Regions from separate parts of the Mus musculus genome. Here region 1 is linked to region 2. Evidence: chromatin loops called from intact Hi-C (ENCODE). Cell type or tissue: left cerebral cortex. All regions are shown on one strand. Each heading gives the region's core, and the rest is flanking DNA. Links, peaks and the distances in the headings are about the cores only. Region 1 has its middle 11 kb from the start of Sdhaf1. Region 2 holds the start of Prodh2 (proline dehydrogenase (oxidase) 2).

Evidence for each region. A loop is a pair of places that touch in the nucleus more often than their neighbours do. Peaks named below come from ENCODE experiments on the same cell type or tissue, not always from the same donor. Only the 100,000 strongest peaks of a DNase experiment are listed, where the experiment ranks them.
Region 1: a loop joins it to region 2, with 2.3 times the contacts of the local background. A loop is called at or near these places in 3 of 42 quality-filtered maps.

What each region holds. Positions count from the first base shown.
Region 1 is chr7:30,328,781-30,337,105 of GRCm38, reverse strand. No RefSeq gene overlaps it. Among named protein-coding and RNA genes, the nearest start is that of Sdhaf1, 11 kb to the right of the region's middle. In left cerebral cortex, for the core only: CTCF peaks have their summits at 510 (motif pointing left), 4,201 and 4,939 (motif pointing left); DNase peaks (open chromatin) are centred at 490, 1,228, 3,511 and 4,988; H3K4me3 peaks cover 838 bases; H3K27ac peaks cover 1,862 bases.
Region 2 is chr7:30,488,377-30,496,701 of GRCm38, reverse strand. It overlaps Nphs1 (nephrosis 1, nephrin), which reads right to left. Exons shown (of 30, transcript NM_019459.2): 30 at 8,093-8,325. It overlaps Prodh2 (proline dehydrogenase (oxidase) 2), which reads right to left and starts at 3,044. Exons shown (of 10, transcript NM_019546.5): 1 at 2,845-3,044; 2 at 2,574-2,770; 3 at 2,352-2,490; 4 at 2,178-2,264. The coding sequence starts at 3,018. In left cerebral cortex, for the core only: CTCF peaks have their summits at 3,722 (motif pointing right), 5,569 (motif pointing left), 6,304 (motif pointing left) and 7,876 (motif pointing left); DNase peaks (open chromatin) are centred at 3,748, 5,915 and 6,290.

The sequences.
Region 1 (8,325 bases), core at 75-8,074, 160 kb after region 2:
GTGTGAATCCAGAAGACCCGTGTCACAGAGCACACCCAGTACATGTACTGGATGTGAGAGAACAACCTTGCCTGCCAGGTTAGCTGGCCTGTGACGTCCAAGGTCCCTCCTGTCTCTGCCTCCCATCTTGTAAAAACACTGGGATCACGGGTGTGTGCTATCACACCTGGCTTCCCTGTGGCCTGGGAGTGTGAGCTCAGACCCTCACACTCCATACAGCAAGTGCGCTACCCACCGAGCCACCTCCCAAGCCTGGAAATCCTGGAGCTCTGCGGGGCCTTCCCGAGCCGCTGAACTTAACCACCTGGGGAGCCAAGGAAATTTGGTAACACTGATTCCCCAGAGCTCCACCCCCTTGTCCACCCTCACCCTCGTTTTCCCAATATGTGTTTGAAACTGGAAGAATGCACAAAGCATGGCCGCTGTGGAGAGACTTCTCTCCCACACCCCTTGGAATTGAGCCACAAGGCGCTTGCTTTTCCAGCAGCACACAGACGCCACCTAGTGGGACTTTGTGCTAACTGCAATGGGTGATTCCATATATGCCCAGAGGGGACACTTAGCTAAATGCGCACGCAGTGCTGGCGTTGCCTATAGCTGCTTGGTCCGTTCTCCTTCAGCAGGTACCCAGATACTGCTGGCAAGATGCTACTACTGGGGACTGGAGATTGTTCAACGGTTAAAATGTTTGCCTTACAATGTGAGGGCCAGAGTTTAAATCCACTGAAAAAGGCATGGTCATTTCAGTCCCAGAAGAGGAAGACAGGGGCTCTCCAGAAAAAGTTAGTGACACTAGCTGTAGTGACAAGCTCTGGGTTTGACTGAGAGATCCTGCTCCGGTGAATACAGTGGAAGCTCCATCAAGGGTATTCCCAACACCAACATCAGGCTCCCCGCATGCACACGCACAAAGGACCACGTACACGCCCCCACATGCTCAACACATGCAAACATGTATATACCTACATGCACCCCACACTCATGCATGAAAATGGGAAGAAGGAAGGTTCCATTACTACCAGCATCCCGTACCACCCTACCAATCACCAGCATCCCACCAGCTCTGCCTGCATCTGTGACATCCTTCTGGTCCTCCTGAGGTCCTTGCATCAGTACCATGAGTTGTTGGCACTGAACCCCTATTTTCAAGATCTCATGACTGATACATATACTCAACTCCACTGTGAAACCTGCCAGCTACTGAGTGGGCAAGGCTTTCCCTGGTAGAAGCTAAGCCTGTGGCATAAGTACCGAGGGCCTCCGTCCAACCACTTGGTTGCTCATCTGGAAAAGCTGGCTCCGAGTCTGCCTGGGCTCAGTTCACGATCCATCCTTGCGTGCCATGCACAAATTAGTTCTGAGACCTTATGCTTCCTCCTGGTGCCAACCTGACACCCACTCACTCTATTATAGCCCAGACCCTCAACATTTACCCAACCTGAAGTGTGTACTCTGAAATCCAGTTCCCAGTTCGTAACTGACATTGGCAGTACTTACGTAGCAAAGGCAGAAGGACTGTGAGCTCAGATCCAGCCTGGGCTGTACAGCGAGCCCGTTTCCCCCAAAAAAACCCCAAAAGGAATAGATACAAAACAGCATCTTCCAGCTCTTACATCCCTAAACCCCAGCCCTTCCACACTTTAGGGACTCAGAGCCGACTCCTCTAGCCTCAAACTCATACTCATCCCAAAGACTTATGCACTGATGCGAGATCAACCGCTGCTCTTTTTTTTTTTAAATATAAAACAATCGATGTGAATGTATTTAATATACACTGCTAGGGCTCAAGCAGACTTAATTAAAAAAAATAACATCACAGCTTAGTAATCAAGGAAAAGTCAGACCACCTAAGAAAAAAAGGTGACACAAGAGAGACTAGACAGCTTGAATCAGGGCTCTTGTTTGCCCAGAGCTCGGCAGCATGGTGTGTCCAGCTATTGATACTGAGTTGTCCTAGCGGCTCCGGAAAGAAAGCAAGATAGTCCTGACACCGCATAGCTGAATCCCTTATTCTTGAGGATGTCCAGTCAGATGCTGCCCTGGGTGGCCACACTGGAGTGGTAGCAGGCTGTGAGGAACTCCACTGTGGGTGTGTTGGAAGGCTAGCCACTGGAGAACCCCGGGGAGAGTTTACAGCTTAGGTCTTCTTCTTATACTGTACCAGCTGCTCCATGAAAGGTCCATCAGCAGGTTGTCTGATTCGGGAAGGCAGAAAGCCCTTTGTCACCAGACGGGTCATCCTGAGGGTCATCAGCACCTGCTGTCACCTCCTCTTGCCCACAGGGCCCTGGGTGGCACCCTGCTGGGCCCCACTGCCTTGTGAAAGGCCCTTCCTTTCAGACAAGGTGCTTCCTTGCCAACACTGGGTGAGGAGACGAAGGACAGCTACCAGCCACCTGCTCTTTATGTGTCTGAGGCTCCTGGCTTTGGTTTTGCCCAAGCTGAGCTCTGCATCCTTGCTCTACACCTCCTTGCCTTGGCTTCCCTGTTGCTCTGTATCTCCTGACATACACCTCGCTCCTCGCATCTCTCTTCTAACTCATGTCATCCTCCCGGTCCCCTTTGCAAAGGCATCAGGTACCCTTGCCCTCCGTCCTGGTTAAGGTTTCTACTGCTGCGATGGAACACCATAACCAAAAAGCAAGCTGGGGAGGAAGGGGTTTATCGGGCTCACACTTCCACATGGTAGAGTATCAATGAAGGATGTCAGGACAGGAACTCACACAGGGCAGGAATCTAGAAGCAGCTGGTGCAGAGTTCACGGAGAGGCGCTGCTTATTGGCTTCCCCTCCATGGCTTACTCAGTCTCCTTACAGAACCCAGGACCATCTGCCCAAGGGTAGCCCACACACAATAGGCTAAGCTCACCTATAATAATCACTAATTAAGAAAATGCCCCACAGGCTTGCCTACAGCCTGATCTTACAGAGACATTTTCTCAATGGAGGTTCCTTCCTCTCTGATGACTCTAGTTTGTGTCAAGGTATCATAAAACTAGCCAGGCTACCCTCTTTCCCCCATAGCTGTGCACGCCCCCTTATTCCTAGATCCCCTTACCCTTAATGCAGGCAGAGTGCCTATGAAATCACCCGCTCTTCCAGCTGACCGGAAGCAGGATATCTTTGCACATTGTCCTGAGGCCTGTAGTTGCTATTCACTAGGGGCAGCTACTCAAGTGGTGCACTGCTTGTGACCTACTTCAACCTCCTGTGTGGCCTCCGCAGTCCCATCAGTAGCCATACAGCCAACGACTCACAGCTGCTGAGGTCTCAGTCCTGTGCTACCTGCTATCCTTGTCCAAGGTTAGACCATCCACAGCACAGGTGCAGTCACGGCATAGCATAGTGTCTCCAGACTCTTGAGAGGGCCAAACAAGGGGTGCCAGCTGGCACCCCTCCAGATACACTCCCTGCTGAAGCTGCTTCCGGAACTGCATGGGCAAAGTGGGCCTCAGTTTCTAGACTCCAAAGTGCTCTGTATCTGCCAGGAAGCACATGGCTGCCAGCCAAGCAGTCGGTGTCAGTGTAGCTCCTTGGCAGACATCCAGTTCTGCTGTGAGTCCTCCCCTCAAGGGTGTCCGGAGTCAGTGGGGCCTGAGGCAGGAGGAGACCTGGGTCCCTCACTGAGTTATCCTAGGTCCTGGGTGAGGACCTTCTAAGTTAAGACAGGATAAAACAAGAAGGACTCCCATACCCAGCCTCCTGGAGAAAAAAAAAATGGATTTCATTTCTAAGCGCTTACAAAGCTCTCACTGCGCCTGAGGTGCTATTTTAAGACAGCAGTTTTCAAAATGCCCCAGGAGCATCAGCAACACCTGGGACTTGTTTTTTTTTAAAGGGAGGGTGGGGTGGGGGTTCTCAAAATACAAAGAGTCAGACTACAGATCAGTTGCAGAGTGTTGCTGGATGCACACAAAGCCGCAGGTTCTATCTTTCTCCAGCAAACACACACACACACACACACACACACACACACACACACTGTTATCTCAGCACTCAAGTAGAGGAGGGTTGTGGGTTTTGAAACCAATCTAGGCCACGTAACAAATCCAAGGTTTTGTCTCAAAACCAAACCACAAATATCGAAGTCTTTGGGCTGAGTTTGTAGCTCGCTGGTAGAGCGTGAGGCCACAGAGGGCGGTGGAAGCAAGCTGCTGCCCTGCTGGACATTACATGTCACAGATTTTCATATCAACTTTATTTCCACTTATTCCCTCCGCGTTTCTTGTGTGCTCTTGATCTCATCTTGACTTATCTTTCCTTTAAAATTGGGACAACCAGCATGGGTCGATTCTCTCCTTCTACCACGTGTGTCCCGGGGCTCAAAAGTAGCTCGCCATGCTTGGCAGCCAGCGCCTTTGCCAGCTGAGCCATCTAGCCGTCCCCGCGTCTCTATTTGGTAGTGGGGGGGTGGGGGGTGGGGAAAGAAGCAGTATTTTCTGCTCCCTCTTCGGGACTTTTCTACGTCTAGGTTCAAATGCTTCTATTTGAGAGCTATTGCTTCGTATGTGTAAAGTCCCGTGCTTCATCCCCAGGATCAAAAGTAACAAATCCTGACTTTCCCTTGTATACAATGACCTCCCCACACACTTTCTGTCCAACTCTGATCCTACCAGCGTTGCCAGAGGTGGAGTCGTGGGGACACAATATGTCCAAGATGTTGGGAAGCCTCCAGTCCCAGCACAACCAGGACACTCGTGCGCAACTGTGCTCCAGGCGAGATACTTAACGGCAGCGACAGGGATCCCACGGAAACTAAAGAGAGGAAGTCAAATGGCTCGGGAAACAGCATAAGGGATGTATTCTTTTCTTAAAGCTCTGTAGATGTAGAATATCTACTACAGGCAAGAGAAAGCCGCTTCGCTCATGTCTCAGCCCCTCTTCCTTTCTGGTTCTGCTTATTAGCTTCACCTCGGAGGAGAGTCTCCCCCTAGTGGTAGCAGCAAAGGCTCCAACAGCTTCGTAGACAGGCCCGACATCCTCTTTCCATTGGCTGCGTAATACGCTTGGTTGGCCAATTATAATAGCCCAGGAAGGAAGGTGTAATCTGATTGGCCAGCCTTGGACCCTTTGGGCATCCCTGCCTAGAACCTGGTTGTCTGGAATCACTTCGATCCACAAGCTGAAAATAAGAACCTGGAGGCGTGATGGTACAAGGTCGTCCCGTCACCCCGGAAACGGAGGCAGGAGGATCAGAAATTTCAGGCCAGTCTGGGCCCTATACAAGTTCTTGTTGAAAAAAGAAATTCAGAGCTATTGCTTTGTATGTGTAAAGTCCCGTGCTTAATTCCCAGGATCTGAAAATAAAATAAATGATGGGAGCGTCAGGGGAGAGGGGGAGGGGGTGTCTCAGTGGTAAATCTCTTGAAGGGCTGGGCCTTGGGTTTTAGAGTATTTAACTGGAGAACGAAAGGAGGATACTACACAGGAAAACTATTGGCTAATGGCATCAGGTTACGAAAAATTGAGTCAGGCTATACTGGACAATAGCCCCTAGCCACAAAGGATTGCTTGACCCCATCATGACCTTCTCTCTATTTGCAGAAACAGAATGCGAGGGTATTGAAAGCAGCCCACCGTGCTTCCAGTCAAACCACAAAAAATAGCTGCAACTTCCTGGTAGCTGTGTGTGTGTGTGTGTGTGTGTGTGTGTGAGAGAGAGAGAGAGAGAGAGAGAGAGAGAGAGAGAGAGAAGAGATGTACTCCAGCCCCTCTAAATGTTCTCAACCTTCATCCATGGAAAGGTTAGGGTCTCTCAATGTTCCAATAAAGCAGTCTCAGCCTGTTGATTGAGTCTGTCTGCTTCTCTGTCTCATTTTTCTTGCAAAAACAATGATAAAACACCACTGTCAAATGAACAGAATCACCAACAGTTTTCCCACAGACCCCTCTTAGGTTGGCAAGGTGGAGCCTGCCTATCATCATCAGCTCTCACAAGGCAGAGCAGGCAAACTGTCACAGCCTGGTCTATACACAGAGACCAAAAACGCCAAGGGCAGACATGGCAGTGTGTCTGAAATCCTGCAGTTCAAGACCAACCTCAGATACATAGCAAGTTTGAGGCTAGTCTGGGCTAGATCTGCCTAATCTTTTTAAAAGAAGAAAATGTATAATAAAGACACAAAGACTTGCTTTTCTTTTTCTTTCTTCTTTGTGTTTTGGTTTTTTGTTTGTTTATTTGTTTGTTTGTGAGACAGGGCTTCACTGTGTAGCGCTTGGCTGTCCTGGATCTCATTTTGTAGACCTGGGTGGCCTTAAACTCAGAGATCTGCCTGCCTCTGCCTCCCAAGTGGTGTGTGCCACCACCATCCAACCAAGAGATGAGTAGCTGTTAAAGGCTAGGCTCACAACCAAAAATATAAGACATGCCTTTTAATTTTCTTTCTTTCTTTTCCCTCCTCTCTCTGCTCCCCGTTCTTTTTGAGTGCTAGGGATGGAATCCACTGAACTGTAGCCCCAGTCCTGGAAAATCGGGGGCTTCTTCTGATAAAAAGCAGTGACTTTTTACTTGAGCCTCCCATGCCTGGAGGGTAGTTTAAAACAGAACAAAACCTTGTCATCTCTGTCTCCATTTTGTCTTTTTCTATTACTCTGTTCTTCTGACTTGCAGTCCTTTTAGGCTCCAGGAGAAAGAGGTTGTTATAAGTTGAGATGAACAGCACCACCACCACCACCACCACCAAGCAACAGCACCACCACCACCAAGCAACAGCACCACCACCACCACCAAGCAACAGCACCACCACCACCACCAAGCAACAGCACCACCACCACCACCACCAAGCAACAGCACCACCACCACCACCAAGCAACAGCACCGTCTTTTTATTAGGGACAAGACCAAGACTGACTAGTCCTGGGCTAGCCATCAACCAGACCACAGGCTGACCAACAGTAATTAACTTTCCATGCTTCCCACCCATTCCCTGCTCTGTCTATCCCCTGGTCAGTGTTGCTGGCGCAGGGCCTTGGGTACTGGTCTCCTTGTCTTCTGAATATTGTTATACTGATTAAAGTTATTTCCTGTGCTGGAGAAATGGCTCAGTGTTTATGAGCACTTAGCACCTTTCAGAGGACCAAGGGTCCCAGCACCCACATGCAGGCCTCAACCGTCTGTAATTTGACTTTTATGGGCTCCAATGTTCTTTTCTGGCCTCCTTGGGCACCAGACATTCAAGGCAACCCTGCTCTACATAGTAAGCTCCCGGCTAGCTCAGAGTACAGAATAAGATCCTGTCTTTAAGAACAAAAATCCCTTTAAGCTTTTATCCCTTACTTTTTCCCACTTGGGGTTTTTGGTGTGAGTGGTTGGATCTTGTAGGGATGATCTCTGTACACTGTGTGGAAGTATCACCTGTCAATAAAAAGCCAACAGCCTAATAGCAAAAGGCAGGAAGTGGAAGGTTCCAGGGAGAGAGACTGAAACTCTAGGAGATAGTCAGGGGTGAGATTTGTCATCCACACTCAAGGACTTTTGAAACTGAGGAGCGGTAACCAGTCATGTGGAGAACTTTGACTAATTTAAACAGGAGTTGAGTTATGAGCTAGCAGGAACAAGCCAAAGTTTAAATCCTAGGCATCTATTAACAAATAATAAGCCTTTGAGTTGTTATTTGGGAACAAGTTTAGGTGGAAAAGCCCAAAGTTACAGGACTTAGCTTTGGTGTTGTTTTGGGGTTTGGCTCGGGCTTTATTTCTAGCCTAGTGTGATGATTTGAATAAGTATGGCCCCCATAAGCCCATGTGTTTAATGCTTGGACCCAGTGGAACCATTCTGGAAGGGTTAGGAGGTGTGGCCTTGTTGAAGGATCTATCTCACTGGGGGTGGACTCTGAGGTTTCAAAGGCCCACACTAGGCCCAGTCTCATTCTCTCTTCACCTGCAGCTTGAGAACACGTGAATCTCAGCTGCTGCTCCAGCTTTGGGCCTGCCTGCCGGCACACTCCCCATCGTAATTATCATAAAGCCCCTGAGACTGTACCAAGTCCCCAGTTACAGGCTTTCTTTTTAAGTTGCCTTGGTTGTGGTGTCTCCTCACAGCAACAGAATAACTAAGACAGTCACGCACGCTGACTTGAAGTTCACAGTGTAGCCCAGGCTGGCCTTAAGCTCCCTTTGTGTCTGAGCCGTCATACCTGCTGTGGATTTGACTTGCTGGCTTTCCAGAATCAGGCTCTGTCTTAGTACTCCAGCAGCTGCAGTGGCTGCTGCTCTCCTTCCTGTCAGCTCCCCTGCCAACCCTCCCCCACCGGTTCTCCCCCACCGGTTCTCCCCTGCCGACCCTCCCCCACCGGCCCTCCGCTCACCATTTTTTGTTTTGATTTCT
Region 2 (8,325 bases), core at 284-8,283:
ACCCCTGCTAGCTCGCTTGAAGGCCCTAGAACTGGTCAGAAAAGACGCCTGGGAATTGCGTATGAACCAGGAACCACTGCAGTGCCACATAAATTTCAAATAGGAGATCCTGTCCTGGTCTGGTGCCACCATTCCAGCAACCTTGAACCCAGATGGAAGGGACCCTACGTGGTGCTTCTGACAAGCCCCGCTGCTCCTCCAGCATGTACCCAGCTCCCCCTCCCAGCCCTGCTGCAGCCCACTGGCCTGGCCTTGCTCACACTTGCTCACACTCACCAGACACAGCACAGGAACCTCCTCCCTCCCTCCTACCACTGAGGAGAGACTCTCTAGTCTCATTCGAGGGGCTTCTGAGGCTCTCAATGTTACAAATCCTAAAGCTGCGACCTCACGTTGGCTTTGTTTGACAGCTGGACCAGAGGTTTAATTTTCCTAGATCTAAGGTTAGAACTATGTACTAGAAGGAGTGGGGAATGTGAGACCCTGACTTAGAGTGTTTCTCCCTGGAAGGTAAAGCCCCTGGATGTTCCCCAAGCTTGTTTTCCTTGATCTCTAAAAATACAGCCAGAAAGAAGCTTTGTTCTCTATAGCCAGCAAAAAGCCTTTTTGTTTCTGTGCCTTACAGCCAGAGATGCGATAACTGTAGGAAGACCTACAAGGACATGGAGATAGACGCCAGAGAGGAGGCTACAGCTCACTCCCCCCCTCACCAGAAAGGAGCTGTAGCCAACTCTCCTCCCAACTCCTCCCAACTCCTCCCTCCTCCCAACTCCTCCCAACTCTCCTCCCAACTCCTCCCAACTCCTCCCAACTCTCCTCCCAACTCCTCCCAACTTCTCCCAACTCCTCCCTCCTCCCAACTTCTCCCAACTCCTCCCTCCTCCTCCCAACTCCTTCCAACTTCTCCCAACTCCTCCCAACTCCTCCCAACTCTCCTTCCAACTCCTCCCAACTCCTCCCAACTCTCCTCCCAACTCCTCCCAACTCTCCTCCCAACTCCTCCCAACTTCTCCCAACTCTCCTTCCAACTCCTCCCAACTCCTCCCAACTCTCCTTCCAACTCCTCCCAATTCTTCAGCTAGCTGTTAAAAGCCCCCTACTGTCACCGCTCGGGGTCGAACTCCCCTGCCCTGTATGACAGAGGGACTTGGTCCTCAGCTAGCTGATAATAAAACCTCTTGCGGTTTGCATCAGGTGTGGTTTTCTCTCGGGTCACTGGGTGCTGGCCAGCTCATCCCGGGACTTGAGAGGAGGCCCAGCTTCGGGGGTCTGACAGTTTGGAATTCTGGAACTTTTCAGTGGGTATATAAATGCCAGGGCTCCAAGAGGCAGGGTTAGTGGTTGTTGGTCCCTTGGGGGAGGATTGGTTGTAGTTTGTTAGTCAAGCTCAAAGAAGAAACAGAAGGAAAGAAATTAAGTTCAGGACTCTCTCCCCCCTCTATCCTTCTTGCCCTATCCCTAGTGTTAGGGCATGAAACCAGAGCAGGAGGCCGGGGGAGAAGGATACATGTAGGAAAAAGAAGAACCCACAAAAATAGCAAAGACCAGCTATACCAGAAACAATAGTACATGCCTATATCTCTAGTGGGGTGGAGGCAGGAAGATCAAGAGTTCAAAGGCATTCTTGGCTATACAGAGAGTTCAAGACCAGCCTGGGATGCATGTCTTAAAAACAAACCCACCAACATGTGTGAGTGTGTGTGTGTGTGTGTGTGTGTGTGTGTGTGTGTTATGTTATAGATGTTCTGCCTGCATGCTTGTATGCACACTACAGGTGTGCCTGGCACCTATGGAGGTCAGGAGAGACGGCTGCATTTTCTGGAACTGGAGTTGTAGATTGCTATGAATCACCATGCGGGTGCTGAAAACCAAACCTTGGTCCTCTGCAAGAGGGCTCTTGACTGCTGAGCCATCTCTCCAGCCAGTGCTTTTGAGGCAAGTCTCACTCTACAGCCCAGGCTTCAGCTTCCCACGTGCTGAGATTACAGGCATGCACGACCATGCTCAGCAACTGACCAACAGGTCTTATTCGTGTCCTGCCCTCTGTGGAGAAAGCGCTGTTGGTCTGATCCCTTCTCTGGATAGCTCTTCACCCCCACACTTCCCTTAGAACTCCAAGAGTCCCATGTTTATCCAGGCCAACCATATCCTCAGTGAGGAGCACCTGCATTCCTTACCCGACCCGAGTCCATGGCTTCTGCCAGCCTCTCAGGGCTCAGCTCCGAGGAGCCTCTGGGTCTTTGGATCCAAGCCGACAGCTCTTTCTGAAATGGGTTGGTGGCTGGCATGGTGAGGGTGTCCTGGTGGGCAGCCACCCCCACATCGCCACCCCCATCTCACTTGTCACTTACACAAAGCCGAGTGCTGGCTAGCGCGGTCACCTTCAGCTGCATGAGGCTGTTCCTGGCTGGGCCGTGGGCGTCCACGAGGGCTCGGGATAAGTCCACACAGCGCAGCATGGCGCTAAGGTTCTCCTCATACCAGACCTCACTGCCCGGCCAGTGGAGGTCAGCTTCCAGAGCCCCCTTCCTGCCCACTCCATCCTCCCTTCTACCCTTCCTCTCTCTACTCACCTGGTCTTGGCAGTGGAGTCTGGTTCCTCCTCGGTGGGTACTGCCAACAGGGGCTGGAGTCCCAGGGCCTGCAGCTGCCCGACACAGTTCCTCACTTCCTCTGCTGTCTCCCCGGCCACAAACTGCCCGTAGATGGATGCTCGAAGAAGTGCGCCTGAGAGCCGGGATCCCAGGAGTCGCTGAGACCAGGCCTGAAACTGGGTGACAGGGAACACATGCTCAGAGCCAGGTCTGGGAGACTTCCAGGCCAGACCTTGTGCCTACTGCTCACCGCTAGTCCATGAGTGACCAAAGGGGGCCAGGCGCATAGGCGAAGCACTAGCAAAGCCCGTGCCAGTTCTGCGGTTCCCTTGACATGGAAGGCCCCACCATCAAAGCGCAGGGGCTGCCAGCCACCTGTAGAGGGCTTGGAGGGGCCATACAGCGGCAGACGCGTCCAGATCATTGCAAGTGCCTGGTTACCACCACACTAGGGGAAGGGGCCAGGCAGATAGCAGCTGTACCAAATGCCCCTTGCCCAGCTGGGGGGCAGTTACTGATTAACTGGGCAAATCTTTAGGATAGCAGTCTCTTGGGGTGGTGGTGGAGGGTTAATAATTAATGGTTAGGGACAGAGGTCAGAATAACAGGACATGTACGCCCCCAGTGACAGCCCCCAATAACCTTTCAGCCTGACAGTACGACAGATCTCAGCTGTCCAGCTTGCATTGCTGAATAAGCAGTTGGGCCCGAGAGCAGGGAACTCCAGGTTCAAGGCAGCCGGGATTTGCAATCTTAGCTAAGTAACATCCTCTCTCTTGTTGCGATGATTTTTATCCTTCAGGGAGGAGCACTGCACAGTTCTTGTGTACACTTAAACTGCACACAGACCACAGCCCTGCTGTCCATCCTAAACATGTAGTTTGCAGAACTTGAACATGGGCATCAGGAAAAAAACAACCCAAATGTCCACCAAACGGGACTGGGTGAGGCATTGAGGTGGGTGCAGAGGGACCCAGGCAATGGGTACTCTTCAGCAATGAAAAAGTGAGCTGTCATGTGACACCAAGTCTTTTATTTATTTTTTTAAACAAATAAAAGATTGTTTGTTTTTATTTTATATGTATGCGTGTTTTGCATAACAAACGGCTGAGTACCACATGCCTGCAGTGCCCACAATGGCCAGAAGAGGGCATTAGATCCTCTGGAACTAGAGCCGTAGAGGGTTGTGAGCTGCCAAGTGGTTGCTGGAACCCTAATTTCAGTGTTTTGCAAGAGCAGCCAGTACTTTTAACTGTGGAGCCATCGCTCCAGCCCTGGATTGTTTGTTTTAATTTTTTCTTTGATCTGCCAAGTCTGCAAGGTGTGCACTGTAAAGCCATTTCCAATGACATGCCCCCCTTAGAGGTTTTTTTTTTTTGGTTTTTTTTTTTTTGGTTTTTCGAGACAGGGTTTCTCTGTATAGCCCTAGCTGTCCTGGAACTCACTTTGTAGACCAGGCTGGCCTCGAACTCAGAAATCCACCTGCCTCCGCCTCCCGAGTGCTGGGATTAAAGGCATGCGCCAACACGCCCGGCAGAGTATTTTTTAAAAGATTTAATTTTCATTATTTTAATTACCTGTGTGTGTCTGTCTGTCTGTTTGTCTGTCTGTCAATCTGTGTACATAAATGGAGGTACCCACTGAGAGGCCTCAGATCCACCAGGAGCTGGAGTTACAGACAATCTTGAGTCAACCAGCATGGTTGCTAGGAACTGAACGTGGGTCCTCTGGAAGAGCAACCAGGGCTCAAGTCTATGGAATCTTCTTTCCATCTCCACTACAGTATTAAAACAAACAAACACGCAAACAAACAGAGTCTCATACCCAGGCTGGCTTTGAACTCCCAGCAATTCTCCTGTCTCACCACAACCTCCAAGTGCTGGCTTTACAGGCATACAACACCATGCTCAAGATGTGGTATTTATATATGCTCATCTCCCCAGAGGATGATGCAGCTTGGAGACTCTTCAAATTCCACTGGGTGGGACTCCTGTGGGGTCACAGAGGCATTAACACAAGGACACGGAGCTAGCAGTGTGGGAGCATAAAAATAAACCATGAGACGGTGTGGTTCCTTGCACCCGCAACCTCGGCACGGACGAGGCTGAAGCAGGGGACCTCAAACAAAGCAAAACAAGACAACAAAAACCATCCAACACCCCCCCCCCCCGCCACACACACACACACACAAATGAGAAGAGCTGGAGAGACCAACTCAGCAGTTAAGAGTATGGGCTACTCTTCCAGGTCCCATCCAGTCCAGATCTAACACCCTTGGATGCACGCACAAACATGCTAGAAAAACATACATAGAGGAAATAGATGTATCATGAGACGCTAAGTTGGCTCAGTGGGCAACGGTGACTGTTGACAAGCTCGGTGACCTGAGTTCGACCCTTGGGACACATAAGGTGGACAATGAGAACTGACTCCCACAAGTTGTCCTCTGACCAATGCATGCACTCTGTGGCATGTGCATGCTGGCTCACATTCACACAAAACAAACAAACAAATGTAATAATTTAAAGAACAGTTAAGATGAAACAGAATGGGTGGAAGAAGAGGCTCGATCGAGCGCTTTGTGTCTGTCAGCGCAAAACACACAAAACACAGCCAGCGGCTCAGGGCCCGTAGCAGCTCAGGGCCCGCAGCGACTCAGGACCCCCAGCGGCTCAGGACCCCCAGCGGCTCAGGGCCCCCAGCGGCTCAGGGCCCCTAGCAGCTCAGGGCCCCCAGCGGCTCAGGGCCCGCAGCGGGAGGTTTTGGATTGTTAAACTTTGAGAAGGAGCCCTACCGAGTAGCCTAAGCTGTCCTGTGACTTACAGTCCAGGTCGGTCTGAATCATGCTCCTTCTGTCTCAGTCTCCCAAAGGCTGGGAGTGTACCGACGCTAGTCTCGTCAAAAATTCCTGAACAAAGTTTTGTGGGCAGGTCAGGGAAGATTTTTACTAATAGCTCAAAAGTAGTTACAGTGGGAGGATCCAGAGCCCCCTCCTGGCTGCTGACTGGATTACAAGAGGACCTTTATGGGGAGGGGGCAATCACTGGGGATGAAGGAAATACTGGTCACCTCGGGTTGTTCACTGTTCTGTACAGTGGTCTAATCCGCTGTTTTCCAAAGCAAGACCATGTCACCATCTGCAAAAGCAGGGGAGGCTTTGAGTGATGAAAGCACTGGATGGCTAAGTGACAGCTTAAGTGACTGTAAGAATTGCTTAGAGGCTGGGAACTTGGCTCTGCGGAGAGCTCTTGCTAAGCATGCGCATGGCCCAGGACTCTGTCTCCAGTGCCGCCCACAAACAAAAAACAACCCCTAACTCAGAATACAGCTTGGCATGCTGAAGTAACTCGTCGATGCCATCTGTTATTGTTGCAAAACGGCCTTCATAATTGGATGGCACATAAATCCCGGAAGATGTCCTTCTTGTTTCTTCTGCCACATTGCCAGCCTAGGTTCCCTCCACCTACAGCCTTGAACTTGATTTTGCACATCAGTTTCAAGAAGGTCCCTCCCGCCAATGTACTCCTGAAATCCTCTCCCTCAATGCGGGCATGGACAATGAATCTTTAATCTTGGAGTCCAGGCACTGTTTACCTATTGAAGACCCTCCCACCTGCCCCCGACCAGACCTAACAGGAACCTCCAGAACTGCATCTTATCAATGCTAGATCAGGTCTTTTCAAAGGCGCTAGTACCGCCCCCTTGTGGAGATTTAAGGAAACTGCACCAACGTCTGCGCTTGCTCTCCCTTCTTCACCAGATAATCTCACCCATGCAAACCCCATTTGTTCTATTTAGCTAAAGTTGGATACCCCACCCCTAAAATGTTATTGTAGCCGGGCAGTAGTGGCGCATGCCTTCAATCCCAGCACTCAGGAGGCAGAGACAGGTGGGTCTCTGAGTTCCAGGCCAGGCAGTTCTTTATGTTCCGGGACAGCCACAGCTACACAGTCCGTCTCGAAACAAAACAACAACAAAATGTTATTGTAACACCCAGACATGGAGTCACATGCCTGTAATTCAATACTAGGGAGACTGCGACAGGAAAATTGAGAGTTTCAGCTCAGCCTGGCCCACATAGTGAGGCCGTCTCAAAACAGCAGGGGCAGCAGGGAGGGGGCCGGGCAAGGGATGCGGCTCAGTGGTGGAACTTTACCGAGCATGCGCAAGCCTCCGGACTCACTTAGCGGCACACACAAAAATTATAGTGGTAAAAATACACATAAATAAAAACTTATAACTTAGCCACTTAAAAAACCCTTTCATTATATTATTTTAAATTATGTGTCTGGGGGTGGATATGTGCTCATACATGCAGATGCCCCAGGAGACCAGAAAAGGGAGTCAGATCCCGTGATCTGGAGTTGTAAGTGGCCCTGAGCCTCCCAAAGTGGGTACTGGAATCGAACCCAGGTCCTCTACAAGAGCAGTACTCACACTTAACTGCTGACCTTTAACCTTTAACCATTGTTTTCTTTGTTACTTTTAAATTATTATTATTTACCACATCCTGACCACAGTTTCCTCTCCCTCCTCTCCTCCCACTCCCTCCCCACCACCGTGCCTCTGCCTACATCCATCTCTCTTCAGAAAAGGGCTTTCCATGGATACCAAGTTGCAGTTAGATTAGGCACCTCCCCTTGTACTGAGGCAACTCAGCAGGAGGAAAAGGGTCCCAAAGGCAGGCAACAGAATCAGAGGCAGCCCTGGTCCCTCCAGTAGGAGTCCCACAAGAAGACCATATACTCCGAGGACCTAGGTCAGTCCTTAACCATTTCTTAAAGAATGGTTCGGGGTTCAGTACATGCATACTGGGGGGCAACCATCACCCACACACATGAAATGAAACAAACAAGTAATAAACCCAGCACTTGGGAGGCAGAGGCAGGCGCACCTCAGTGAGTTTGAGGCCAGCCTGGTTTACAAAGTGAGTTCCAGAACAGCCAGGATTACACAGAGAAACCCTGTCTTGAAAAACAAAACAAACAAACAAGAATAGTGGAGCGTGGGGGAGGAGGATCCTTGAGCCCCAGCCTCCACAGCCGTGTGTAGCCATGTGCACACGCACTCCCACACACAAAGGTCATGTTATCCACCCCTCTTTTGCTCACATATTTGCTAAAAATCATTTGGTCTGATGGCTGGAGGGATGGCTCAGCGGTTAAGAGCACTTGGCTGCTCTTCCAGAGGTCTTGAGTTCAATTCCCACCAACCACATGGTGGCTCACAACCATCTGTAATGGGATCTGATGCCCTCTTCTGGCATGCAGGGGAACTTGCAAATAGAGCACTCATACATAAGATAGAACACAAACAAACAAAACCACTTAGGCTGTGCTCACACTTTGAGAAACACTGATTTGAGAACAGAGGATTCTGGGACTGGAATTCCCGATTTCTGGTCATGGCCTCTCAAGTGTGGGATTGTAGACATGTAACACCAGGCCCACCTTGGTTTTTCATTTTTATGAAGTCCAACCTGTCTACTCTTTAATTTTTACATTTTATTTATTTTGTGTGGCATACACTGTCAGGCGTGTGGGCGTGTATATGTGGCACGCGCGTGCACACACACACACACACAGAGAGACAAGCAAATAAGTGTGTTCTGAATATTTTTTTTCCAAAGTGGAACATCTAGAATTCCACGGCCCCTAAGACCCAGCCGCCAATTGTGTTCTTGCTTCTGTGACGTCATCACTTATCGGTCCATCAACTCTTCAATTTTAAC